2 separate regions of the Homo sapiens genome follow, and region 1 is linked to region 2. A link is a contact called in ENCODE Hi-C or POLR2A ChIA-PET data. All regions are on one chromosome and are shown on one strand. Each heading gives the region's core, a stretch centred on a gene start or an enhancer-like site at or near the end of the contact. The rest is flanking DNA. Distances are from core to core; before and after follow the strand shown.

Region 1 (6,267 bases), core at 1,919-4,418, 420 kb after region 2:
ATTTCTATTTTTCTGTCTCCCTATTCCTGTCTTATAATAAAAGTAACTTTAAAATGACTGCATTTTGTTCTTTGTTTCTGTTTTCTTCATCCCTTTCTGTGTGTAAAACCAAACCCTTCTGCACATCTCAGTGGAACACTTATTTTATGGAACGAAGTGTCGTCCTATTCTAGAATTGCAAATGAAGCCAGTTAAACCAATAAATATCTCAGTTAAGATCTTTATCTAAATTGATTGTACTTTTTTCTTTTGACATGAGCTAATTGTTTTCTGCTGAGAAGGTTTTGCAGTTTGCATTGTGGGCCATTAAAGATGCTGCCTATCTGAGCTGCTTTACCTGCCTGAATGGTAGGCTCAATGGCAACAATGACAAATCATACACATTTTTATCTTTCTTTATCAAAAGTCTTTCATTTTTCTTTTGTATCAACTACATTATCAACTCTTATAGGAAATGTTTTAGCTACATATATGAAAGCAATCAGTGACTCTGAACCCAGGACGTATTACCATTATCCAAAAGAAGGCTGTTTGCTTAAAAAGTTCCTTTGATTAAAAATGTCTTGTAGCTTGATAACATAAGCCCAAATCACCTTAATAAAATTACATTGCTCTCTTACTGATGCAGGTAGGGTACCTCAATGACTTTCCTCATTGGCCTGGCCTGTAGCTAGTTTACAATTTTACAAATGCTTTTCTAAGAACAACTGACAGGCAAACCACACATTTAAGTCCATGCTAATAACCAATTGTAAGCATCTTCCTCAACCTTATGGTCAAATTTACAAAGCAATCGTATTCTTGGCATCAGTGGGAACCAGTTGGAAAGATCTTTTTGAGGTACATCATGCTGGTTCTTTTGAGTAGGAAGAGGCTGGGTTGACCACATATATCATAGACCACCACTTCCCTCTTCTTTGGACCTGGAGATTGGCTGTGGCAGTGAGTATTCTGAGAACTGTTCCTCATGGGTTCTATGTCGTGGATAATTACTATTGCGGGCAGCAGTTTACACCCTCATTCTGGTTCACATGGGGCCCACAGAACCTACTGGATTCTCCATCAAGCCTGCACTGAGATTCTGCACAAACTCCTGTTATCATTGCAAAGAGTTTATCTCCTCTCCTTTAATCATATTCAGTATTATTTTTTAGTCCCCTTGGGCATTTGGATCATCCCTGGTGAAAACTGAGATTCTAATGAGTAGTACAATTGTCATTAAGAATTTCTTATAGGAAGTATTCGAATTTCATTACAGTATTTGGACTGAAGCAGCATTAATGTCAGATGAGTGCCCTCACCCTGTTATCCTCAGTCTGATATGTACCAGTGTGCTCTACTCTGCCCCAAAGTCCCATATGTGGATTTAGTACTACATATGGCTTTAAATACCATCTATTCACTGATGACTCCTCAGTTTATGTTTCTAGCATAGGCTTCTCTTGTGAACCCCATATTTACAAATTCATCTACCCACTTGACATCTTCAACTGCATGTCTAATAGGCATCTCAACTTAATGTGCCTAAAACAAATTTGTAATCTTTCCTGAAATATGTTCCTTTCTAAGTTCCCCCATCTCAGTAATAAATAAAATCTCTCCAGTTGTGTAGGTCAAAAGCTTGGAATCATCTTTGACGCCTCCTGCTCTCATATACCCCACATTTGATCTATCAGCAAATGCTGATGACTGTGCCCTCAAAATATATCCAGAAGTCAATGACTTCTCATCCCTTCCTTTGGAGCCAACCTAGTCCAAGTTATATTACCTTTTGCGATAGCCTCCCAATTGATATCATTGCTTCTGATTTTGCCCCACCACAAAGAGAGTCAGATCATGTCACCCCTCAGCTCAAAACCCTCCAATGTCTCCTCATCTCACTCAGTGCAAAGTTGAAGTCCTTTCACAGGCCTACAAGGCCCTACATGATTCTCAGGTACTTCACCTATTTCAAATCTCTTCTTCCTTCATGCATCTTCAGCCTCACTTATCTCACTGTTCTCCCAAAATACAGGATATAGGCCCCTCTGGGCCTTTGAACTTGTTACTCCCTCTGCTATAAATGCTTGTCCCTGAGATGGTCACATGTTTTTCTTTGTAACCTCTTTTAGGTTTTTCTTCAAATGTGCATTTCTCAGTGACCACCCTATTTAACATTACAGCTCCTGCTTGCAGCACTCTCTGCTTTTTTTTTTTTCTCCATTGCACTTATCACTATCTGACCTCGTGATTGTTTATGGTGTTACTCTCCCCACCCACCAAAATTTAAGCTTTATAAAGGAAGGAATTTTTGTTCTCCTGCTTCAAAGGTCTAACCCCAGATCAAAAGCCTGGCCTATACAGCTAATCTTCTGTATCTGTGGGTTCCACATCCATGAATTCTACCAACCATGATTAAAAATATTAAGGAAAAAGTTCAAAATAACAGTACAATAAAAATAATGTAAATATAGTATTATAATTATTTACATAGCATTTACATTGCACTAGGTATTACAAGTAATATAGAGATTATTTAAAATATACAGGAGGATGTATGAGGGTTACATGCAAATACTATGCCATTTTATATAAGGGTCTTGAGCATCTAGAAATTTTGGTATCCTGCAGTGGTTCTAGAACCAATCCCCCTCAAATACTGAGAAAAGACTGTATTAAGTACTCAAGAGATCTGCATTGCATGATTACCACAGCTGTCAGTAGTCTCTGGTGAGCATGAGTCTCCAGTGTGTTTGCTGGTGAGTAGGCTAGGGTGTGACAGGTCCTTAAGACAAGTGGAATTAAAGAACCTGACAAGAAAACATACAACTGCTCAGAATTCTCCTCCTGGAATGCCTGGGAGGTGAAGGAGACCAGAATGGCAGCCTGCCTGATGGGGTGACATCTCTCCACTCCCACAAGCAGCCTCAGGAACACAGGGCTGGGTAGGCCTCCTTATCTGGCCATCACATGGGGTATGAAGTAATACTCACTCACAAGAGTTCTTTTCATTGTACCCAGATCCTGACACTTCCTGGGCCTCATGCGAATCCCCAGGACCCCACCCCCTCTCCTTTAGACCCTTGGGCACAAAAAGTTCTCCCGTTTCTCCGAAAACAGAATTCCACTACCTTTGAGAAAGCTCCCAGAACTTAGAAAAGCCAGTTTATCCTACATGGAGGGTAAAAGGCTCTGGAATTAAGAAACTCTAAAGAACAAAGACCTTCTTTTATCCTATCTCAATACCTGTACTGTGTGTGTGTGTGCGTGCGTGTATGTGCGCACATGGGCGCAAATGCCTACCATTAGTCTCTTACAGTCACCAGCCCCTCCCTTCTGTAGCAGGTCACCACCTTGCTAATCCTGTTATTTGAATACTGGAGGAAATTGAAACAGTGCTAGAAGTCAAAATAAAATCATTGAATCCAGTTTTTAAATAAATAATAATGAGGGAAGATTTGTTTTTGACCAAGGGCCTATGAGATGATCAGGAAGCCATGTTTAATCAATCAAATTATATAGCTATATCACAGGAGTATATGGAGGCTTATGTGACAAATCTAGCAGGTTGGCTTCTTTTTTAAATATTTTAAAATTATTTTAACTGGCATTTTAAATTTTAAATTGGCATTGTAAATTTAAATTTTAAATTTTAAAATAAAAATTTTAATTTTTTCTTAGCAGGGATGGGGCCTTACTTTGTTACCCAGGCTGGTCTTGAACTCCTGGGCTCAAGTGATCCTCCTGCCTCAGCCTCCCAAAGGACTGGGGTTACTGGTATGAGCCACTCCTTCCAGCCTACATGTTGGTTTCTTAAACACAAAAGTTAGTTGAAGGCTACAAGATAAATGAGCTTTTTACTAACTAAAGAATCAATAATTTCTACTTTTATTTTTTGAGACAGAGTCTTGCTCTGTCACCCAAGCTGGAATACAGTGGCACGATCTCTGCTCACTGCAACCTCTGCCTCCCGGGTTCAAGTGATTCTTCTGCCTCAGCCTCCTGAGTAGCTGCAATTACAGGCGCATGCCACCATGCTGGGCTAATTTTTGTATTTTTAGTAGAGATGGGGTTTCACCATGTTGGTCAGGCTGGTCTCGAACTCCTGACCTCATGATCCACCCACCTTGGCCTCCCAAAGTGCTGGGATTACAGGTGTGAGCTACCATGCCCAGCCAATAATTTCTACTTTAAAAATATATATGCTAATTAAAATGCTCATTTTACTAAAATATATTTTTAATTGGCATTTCTTCTGAGAGAAATATGGAGACAGAAGTGCCATAAAGGGCAAAATGAATGGACTGAATTGCCTCAATCAGTAAAGGTGAAACTTGGCCCACCAAAAAACAAGGTCATCACCATTTACAGGTGCCTAATACAACTTAATTAAAGGTAATAAAACAAACTAATAGTTACGATAAGTAATAAAGCCGGAAAGTAAGCCAAGGTCAAGTACATGGAAACAAATGGTTCCAAGAAAAGCAATTGCCTGAGGAGTGGTAAAAAACAAGGTAACAGAGACTCACCTACATAATGGTGATATATTAGCTAGAAAATGATAATCTTTGCTATTCAAATGTGGCTGGAAAAGAAATTTGAAATCACTGTCATGCATATTTCTGTTGCAATCTTTGATCTGCAATAATTCAAAGGAAGGAAAGAAAGGTATAAACCCATACAAATTTAAATATAGTTTTTTAAGGAACTGTATTTCCTTTGAATTATATTTAATAGTTCCTGAAGGAAGGAAAGGTGTAAATTTAAGCATATTCAAATTTAAATACATAAAACATAAGTTAAAACTAACATTGAGGGGTATTTATGCCACACATATCCATTATGCTATTAATATTTCATCATCAACAAACCCTGCTGAGATGGGCATTATCTTATCCATTTTACTACTAATAAAATTGCCTCACAGAGAGATCTTGTAACAGATTCAAGTTACAAAACCAGCAATCACTAGTATGGGATTTGAACCCAGGTCTGTATAACTCCAAAACCCTTGTTTATTCTACTTAATGACCCAGCCTCTTTTCTGATCCTAATTAAACAAGTCCTGATAAGTGAAATGCAGGCAATGATTGTGGAAGCCAGAATGCAGGGTAGAACAGGACTGAACTTTGGGCTGCAGAGCCAAAAGCCAAAGATATTTAATGACAAAAACAACAATAATTATATATATATACATATATACACATATATATACATGTATATATACATATTTTATATATGTATATATATGTGTGTGTGTGTATATATATATACACACATACAGCATATGTATATACATACAGTGGCTGGTAGCCACTGAACCAGAATACAAAGCCAAGAAGACAGTCCAAAAATCTGTCAAAAAGATGTTAACCAGTGTTCCAAGAGGAAGTGGGCCGTCACTGGACACTCTCCCTTTCAAAAAAAAACCCCTGAAAAAAAGGGTGGGGTTTTTAACACCAAGAGAAATAGAGTGGTATAAACGGAAAAGCCAATCACCTGTAAGTGGGTGAAATTTGACAGTGACGAAAGCTATTATATAAATACCCAAGGGAAGTCAGGATATGGGATAAATGGGGCATTTATATCTCTTTCATGAGATAATAGTAATGATAATAATATCAACAACCATAGGAGCAACAGAGCTAACACTTATTGAAACTTCTCAACAACTATGTTAAGCACTTTGCAAACATTACATAATTTGATCACAATATCCCCCCAAGGTATATGTTCTTAAGGAGGCCTGCAGAGGAATTTGGCCCCAGAACTCTCAACTGCTACATTATAGATTCCAATTTCCTAAAGAAATAACCTACCCTCATTAGGGAAATTTTCTGCTTTTAACATAATTTTTGTCTCCTCCCCTCCCCTCCCCCACTACCCCCCTCACTTCCTCTCCCCTCCCCTACACTTCCCTTCCCATCTTTTTAAAGAGACGGTCTCACTCTGTTGCCCAGGCTGGAGTGCAGTGGTGTGGTCTGGCTAATTTTTTGATTTTTAACTTTTTTATAGAGAAAGACCTCACTATGTTACCCAGACTGGTCTCAAACTCCTGGCCCCAAACAGTCCTCTCACCTTGGCCTCCCAAAGGGATGGGGTTACAGGTATGAGCCACTGTACACTATACCTGGCCTGTATTTCTTTTCTTTTCTTTCTTTTTGAGACAGTCTTGCTGTGTCACCCAGGCTGGCGTGCAATGGCATGATCTCGGCTCACTGCAACCTCCGCCTCCCGGGTTCAAGCGACTCTCCTGCCTCAGCCTATCAAGTAGCTGGGATTACAGGC
Region 2 (6,017 bases), core at 616-3,115:
GACTGACAGAACAGGCTCTTTGTGTCAGTAAGATACCCAACTCCAACCAGACTCTGATATAGCATCACGTGACAGATAGCAGTCCCTGAAGGAAATCATAGTATTTTACCCCATAATATATTTTCTTTGTCACACTTTAAAATAGTCCTGCAAAGCCATCTCTTTGGGGGAAATTTGCATTCTGTAGAGAATCTCCTTCCCTTACAGAAAAGAATCCAGGTCTTTTCTCGAGATTCTGACACCTTTTAAGATCCAATAAGAGATATTTATCATCTATTCTCTCTGAAGCCTGTTCTGAGGCTTCATCTACATAACAAGAACCTTGGTTTCCACAATGCCCCTTATCTTAACTCAAGCTTTTCTTTTCTTTTCTTTCCCTCCCTCTTTCTTTTCCCTCCCTCCCTCCCTCCCTTCCTTCCTCCCTTCCTCTCTCTCTCTTTCTTTTCTTCTCTGTTGCCCAAACTGGAGTGCAGTGGCACCATCATGGCTCACTGTAGCCTCAACTTCCCAGGCTCAAGCGATCCTCCCATCTCAGCCTCCTAAGTAGCTGAGACTACAGGCATGCACCACCACACCTGGATAATTTTTTTTTTTTTTTTTGTAGAGATGGGGGTCTTGCTGTGTTGCCCAGGCTGTCCTTGAACTCCTGGCCTCAAGGGATCCTCCCAGGTCACCCTCCCAAAATGCTGGGATTACAGGCAAGAGCCACCGCAATGGCCCATTTCTTTACGTCATCTTCCAACTGTTCAGCCAACACTTAACTCTGAATCAACTGCCAATCTTTGAATCTGCTAGTGACCTGAAAGCCTTTCCAGGCTGACCCAATGTGTACATCCCATGTATTGATTTATGTCTTTGCCTGTAACTGCTGTCTCCCTAAGATGTATAAAACCAAGCTGTAACCCAACCACTTTGGGCTCACGTTCTCAGGACCCCCTGAGGCTGTGTCACCAGCCATGGTCACTCAAATAGGAGGCCCAGAATAAAACTCTTTACAAACTTTGAGTCTTTTTGGTCAACATAACCTAACCCTAAACATAATCCTCCTGGGGAAGGTGAAATCACAGGTATCTTTTCTTTGTTCGATTTGTGTATTTCCTGATTTCTCTACAGTTTTTAGGCATTTGCTGTGTGATCTAGAAAAGCTACAGAGTCTCGCTCCGTCGCCAGGCTGGAGTGCAGGGGCGCGAGCTCGGCTCACTGGAACCTCCGCCTCCCGGGTTCAAGCGATTCTCTTGCCTCAGCCTCCGGAGTAGCTGGGATTACAGGCACGCGCCACCACGCCCAGCTAATTTTCGTATTTTTAGTAGAGACGGGGTTTCACCATGTTGGCGAGGATGGTCTCTATCTCTTGACCTCGCGAGCTGCCCTCCTCGGCCTCCCAAAGTCCTGGGATTACAGGCGTGAGCCACCGCGCCCGGCCACAAATTCTATTTTCTTTCTCTTCCTTGGAAAGCATCGCTGGGCATTTATCCTGTCCTAGTATTTGAGTGAAACTTCTCTTAGCATTTCAGCGCAGTGACCACGATACACCCTTTCCTTTCCTTCTCGTTATGGGAAACTCGGTTCTAACCTGGAGGCCTTGGGCTCCAGGACCCAGTCACTGCAGCCCTGGACTTGACCCTAAAAGGGAATAAAGACAAATGCGAAGTTCAGTCCGGGGATCAGGGCTGCCGAAGCTCATATAGCCTGGGGCTTCTTAACCTTTAGACGGGGTAGAGACATTTGAAATGGCCCCTAAAGTTGGGGGGCGCTGGTAGGCTCATGGGAAATAGAGTCCGGCCCTTGTCCTGGGACCAACGGTGGGCCCTGGGAGGCGGACTTCCGGTGAACTCCTGCGCGTGTGCGCCTCTCCCTGGGTGCGTGTTCGCACATGCGCGCTGCCGCCGCACTGCCATCGCTTCCTGTGTGTCCTCAGGTCACCGCTTGCTCTAGTTCCCAGGCTTTGGCCCCCAGTGGACGAGAATCGCTGAGCCTGCGGGGCTGGACGCTGAGCGCCTAGGCCAGCACCTAGGCGGGCGCGGAGCTATGTGGGCCAGGGTTCGCACGGGCCGGGTGGAGGCTTGAGCGGGGACCCCCGAGCGTGAGCCCCTGAGCCGGCGGCCCTGCGGCCAGGGGAACCGGGCGGGAGGTGGCGAAGGTGGCAGCGGAGGCGGAGGCGAAGGGGCGGCGGGAACCGGGCCTGGCCCGTGTGTGTCCTGGGGGCCTGGCCCAGGCCGCCGCTGTACGGTGAGTCCCAGGGAGGCGGATCTGGGCCCCGGGAAGGACACCCTCCTGGATTTGCCCCGTAGGCCCGGCCCGGGCCCCTCAGGAGCAGAACAGCCTTGGTGAGGTGGACAAGAGGGGACCTCGCGAGCAGACGCGCGCCAGCGACAGCAGCCCCGCCCCGGCCTCTGGGGAGCCCCAGGAGGGTAAGTCTTTGGGTTTTCGGGCCCGGAGCGAGAAAGGCCTGGGTGAAGTCACCGTATGTTCGGGACCTTAGAGTATGAGGCGGGGGAGGGTCCGATCGCTTGCAGGAGAGGCGTGTGTTTGGCCTTGAGGCGCTGCACGGGAATATCTGGGAGGACGAGGCTTACGGGGGCGTGGAGGGTATCACCAGCCTCAGCTGCAGACGTCGTCTCCACTCCCCACTAACCCCTAACAGCCCTTCCTCCTCCTTTCCGTGCTCCAGATTTCGACCGCCTCTAAACGTCCGTCAGCATCTCTGTTCTCTCATTTAAGTGTCTGCTGATTCCCCCCTTAGATCTGCCCTGGAGACTGGTAGTAATGCAGGAACAGTCTGCAGGGATTCTCTCTTGCTGCCTCAGTTGCTAGGGGAAGAGACTGGGCCTTAGCAGGTGGGTGACTTGACCGGGTCACTGGCTTTGTGGGTAGAGTTGCTCATAGTAGAACTCAGGAGTCTTATCTCCCAGGCCAGTGTTCTTTCTCCCGTATCCTAGTTTTCTTAGTAGAAGGTTATTAGGTGCAGCAATAACCAAGTTCAGTTAGATAATTTAGAAACAAAACCATATTTTATACACATTCATTTCATTTCTGAGAGCTCACATACTCAATTCCTATGGTTTCTTTGATTTTAAGCAGTTTAAAGAGACAATAAGAAAATGCGGGCCGGATGCAGTGGCTCACACCTGTAATCCCAGCACTTTGCCGGGCTACAGCAAGAGTATCCCTTGAGACCAGGAGTTAAAGAACAGCCTAGGCAACATAGGGAGACCCTGACTCTACAAAAAATACAAAAGTAGCCAGGCATGCTGGGATGCACCTGTGGTCCCAACTACTCAGGAGGCTGAGGTGGGAAGATCAATGGAGCCCAGGAGGTGGAGGCTGCAGTGAGCTGTGAATGTACCACTGCACTCCAGCCTGGGTGGCAGATTGAGACCCTGTCTCAACAAACAAACAAACCACAAAAAACATGAGCCGTATAATGGGAATTTTTTTTTTCTTTTTGCGGGTTGTATTTGATGATGGCAGACTATTTGTAAAAGAAGTCATGTTACCCATGAGAGTCTTAACTCATCTAATTACTACCTGATTATCTTAGAGTTACAAAGTTACAAGTGCATGCTTCCCTTATCAGTCTTTTTTTTTTTTTTTTTTTTTTGAGACAGTGTCTCTCACCCAGTCTGGAGTGCAGCAGCGTGGTCTCGGCTGACTGCAACCTCCACCTCCCAGGTTCAAAGGATTCTTGTGCCTCAGCCTCCTGAGTAGCTGGGACTACAGGCATGTGACACTGCGCCTGGCTAATTTTTTTGTTATTTTTAAGTAGAGACGGGATTTCGCCATGTTGGCCAAGGCAGGTGGATCACTTGAGGCCAGAATTTGAGACCAGCCTGGCCAACATGGCGAAACCCTGTATCACTCTTTTAGGCCCTTCTGAGTGTTTGCAGGCTGAGTGTTCACAGGGTGTTAGCCTATTGAGCTTTCTTTTGTGGTTCTTACGCAGGAGATTCCTGCCTTTGCAGGCCAGAGCACTCATGACTTCAGTGACCTGCTTCTCCCCCTCTAGGTCTACCAGCCACAGTCTCTGCACGTTTCCAAGAGCAGCAGAAAATGAACACATTGCAGGTGAGTTTTCATGCTTGTGTATATGTTCCTCAACTTTATTTTATGATGCATTTTAAGAGGTTTGTAAGGATTCCTACTTTTTTTTTTCTTTTTTTTTGGGATGGAGTCTTGCTCTGTTGCCCAGGCTGCAGTGCAGTGGCATGATCTCGCTTCACTGCAACCTCCACCTCCTGGGTTCAAGCGATTCTCCTGCCTCAGCCTCCCGAGTAGCTGGGATTACAGGCGTGTGCCACCATGCCCAACTAATTTTTTGTATTTTTAGAAGAGACAGGGTTTCACCATGTTGGCCAGGCTGGTCTCAAACTCCTGACCTCAGGTGATCCTCCCGCCTCAGCCTCCCAAAGTGCTGGGATTACAGGCATGAGCCACCGCGCCCAGCCAGGATTCATACTTTAAAATGGGAATGTGGAAATAGACATTGTCCTGTAAAATATAGTGTGGCAGATCAGCACCAAAAATGATTTGTGAAGCTTGTGTGTGTGGATAGTAGATTTTAAGGCTGTTGAAATTGAGCCACACCCAGGACTGATATTCTTGGCAGTCATCACAAAAGGAAAATGCCATCTGTATTAGTCCATTCTCACACTGCTGTAGAGAAATAACCAAGACTGGGTCATGTATAAAGAAAAGAGGTTTAATTGGCTCACGCCTGCAGGCTCTATCATAGGAAGCATGGCTGGGGAGGCCTCAGGAAACTTACAGTCATGGTGGAAGGCAAAGGGAAAGCGGGTACATCTTCCATCACCAGAGCAGGAGGAAGAGGGAGAGGGAGGCGCTACACACTTTTAAACAACCACGTCTTGTGATAAGTCACTGAGTGTCAGGAGAACAGCACCAAAAGGGAAATTGCCCCCATGATCCAATCACCTCCCACCAGGCCCCACCTCCAACATTGGGGATTACAATTGAACATGAGATTTGGTTGGCGACACAAACCGAAACCATATCACCATCCATGACATCGCTTGCATTCATTATAAGGAGAAACCAATTTTGTTACTTGTGGATTTAAGAGATTTTCTAGGACTTTGAAAACTTTCTTCATTCCAGTTGATACAATTGCGGATAGGCTTCCTAATAACAACCATTAAATTACCGTAACTTACGGCGTATTCTTGGTGCTTATGTAAGCAGAGGGCCTGCCTGCTGCCCAAGGAGAACTTGGTGCCTATAATTTTTCCAGGGACGGAAATATTGTGATCCCAGTAGACAGAATTCTGTTTTTACTGTTGAGTCCTAGATCATGGGGGGAATGAATGACTTGATCATCCTTCAAATATTTGTTCGTCTTTCTGTTTGGGTTGCACAGCAAACAATACAAACAGTTACTCTCTTTTGAAGATTTCCTCATTTCTGTTTCTCATTTCAGTTCTCAGTGTTTTAGTTTTGTCCTTTTCACGTTGCTGAGTCAGTCTGTAAAGATTACCAATGATTTCATTGCAGTCGAATCCAGCGGGCATTTTCTAGCCCCTACCTCCCAGGACCCTTTGTCTGCCTTTGACATCTGTTACTTCCAAACTGATACTTTCTCCATGGAGTCTCTCTTTTCTTGGCTTTTAAAAAGATTCGTCTGTAAGTATTTCTGCTTGTCTTTAAATGATGAAGTCTGTTTTGTTCTGTTTTGTTCTGTTTCTTTTTTCCTTTTTTTGAGATAGGGTCTTGCTGTGTCACCCAGGCTGGAGTGTAGAGACGTGATCACAACTCACTGCAGCCTCAATCTCTTGGGCTCACACGATCCTCCTGCCTCAGCCTCCTGCACAGCTACAGGCGCACGCTGCCACACCCGGCTAATTTTTTTTGTATTTTAGTAGAGACTGGGTTTCACCGTGTCACCCAGGCTGGTCTTGAACTCCTGAGCTCAGGCAGAGCTCAGGCAATCTGCCCGCCTCGGCCTCCCAAAGTGCTAGGATTACAGGCGTGAGCCACTGCTCCTGGCCTAGAGATGTATTCTC

The links. A loop is a pair of places that touch in the nucleus more often than their neighbours do. ChIA-PET counts read pairs that join two places held with the same protein, here RNA polymerase II (POLR2A). Pooled maps may share reads with other maps.
Region 1: a loop to region 2 is called in a pooled map, with 2.1 times the contacts of the local background. The contact joins two enhancer-like sites. A Hi-C loop is called at or near these places in 1 of 37 single-sample maps with no recorded cell type and 2 of 50 pooled maps. POLR2A ChIA-PET finds 5 or more read pairs at or near these places in 1 of 52 experiments (OCI-LY7).

What each region holds. Positions count from the first base shown.
Region 1 is chr7:7,146,128-7,152,394 of GRCh38, forward strand. No RefSeq gene overlaps it. Among named protein-coding and RNA genes, the nearest start is that of C1GALT1, 33 kb to the right of the region's middle. RefSeq lists a cis regulatory region at 2,662-3,139. Within about 2 kb of position 3,169, at least 3 of the 41 ENCODE cell types and tissues checked have a DNase peak (open chromatin) inside an H3K27ac peak, as active enhancers do.
Region 2 is chr7:6,727,891-6,733,907 of GRCh38, forward strand. No RefSeq gene overlaps it. Among named protein-coding and RNA genes, the nearest start is that of RSPH10B2, 23 kb to the right of the region's middle. RefSeq lists enhancers at 734-1,709, 1,761-1,970 and silencers at 2,121-2,230, 2,641-2,690. Within about 2 kb of position 1,866, at least 39 of the 41 ENCODE cell types and tissues checked have a DNase peak (open chromatin) inside an H3K27ac peak, as active enhancers do.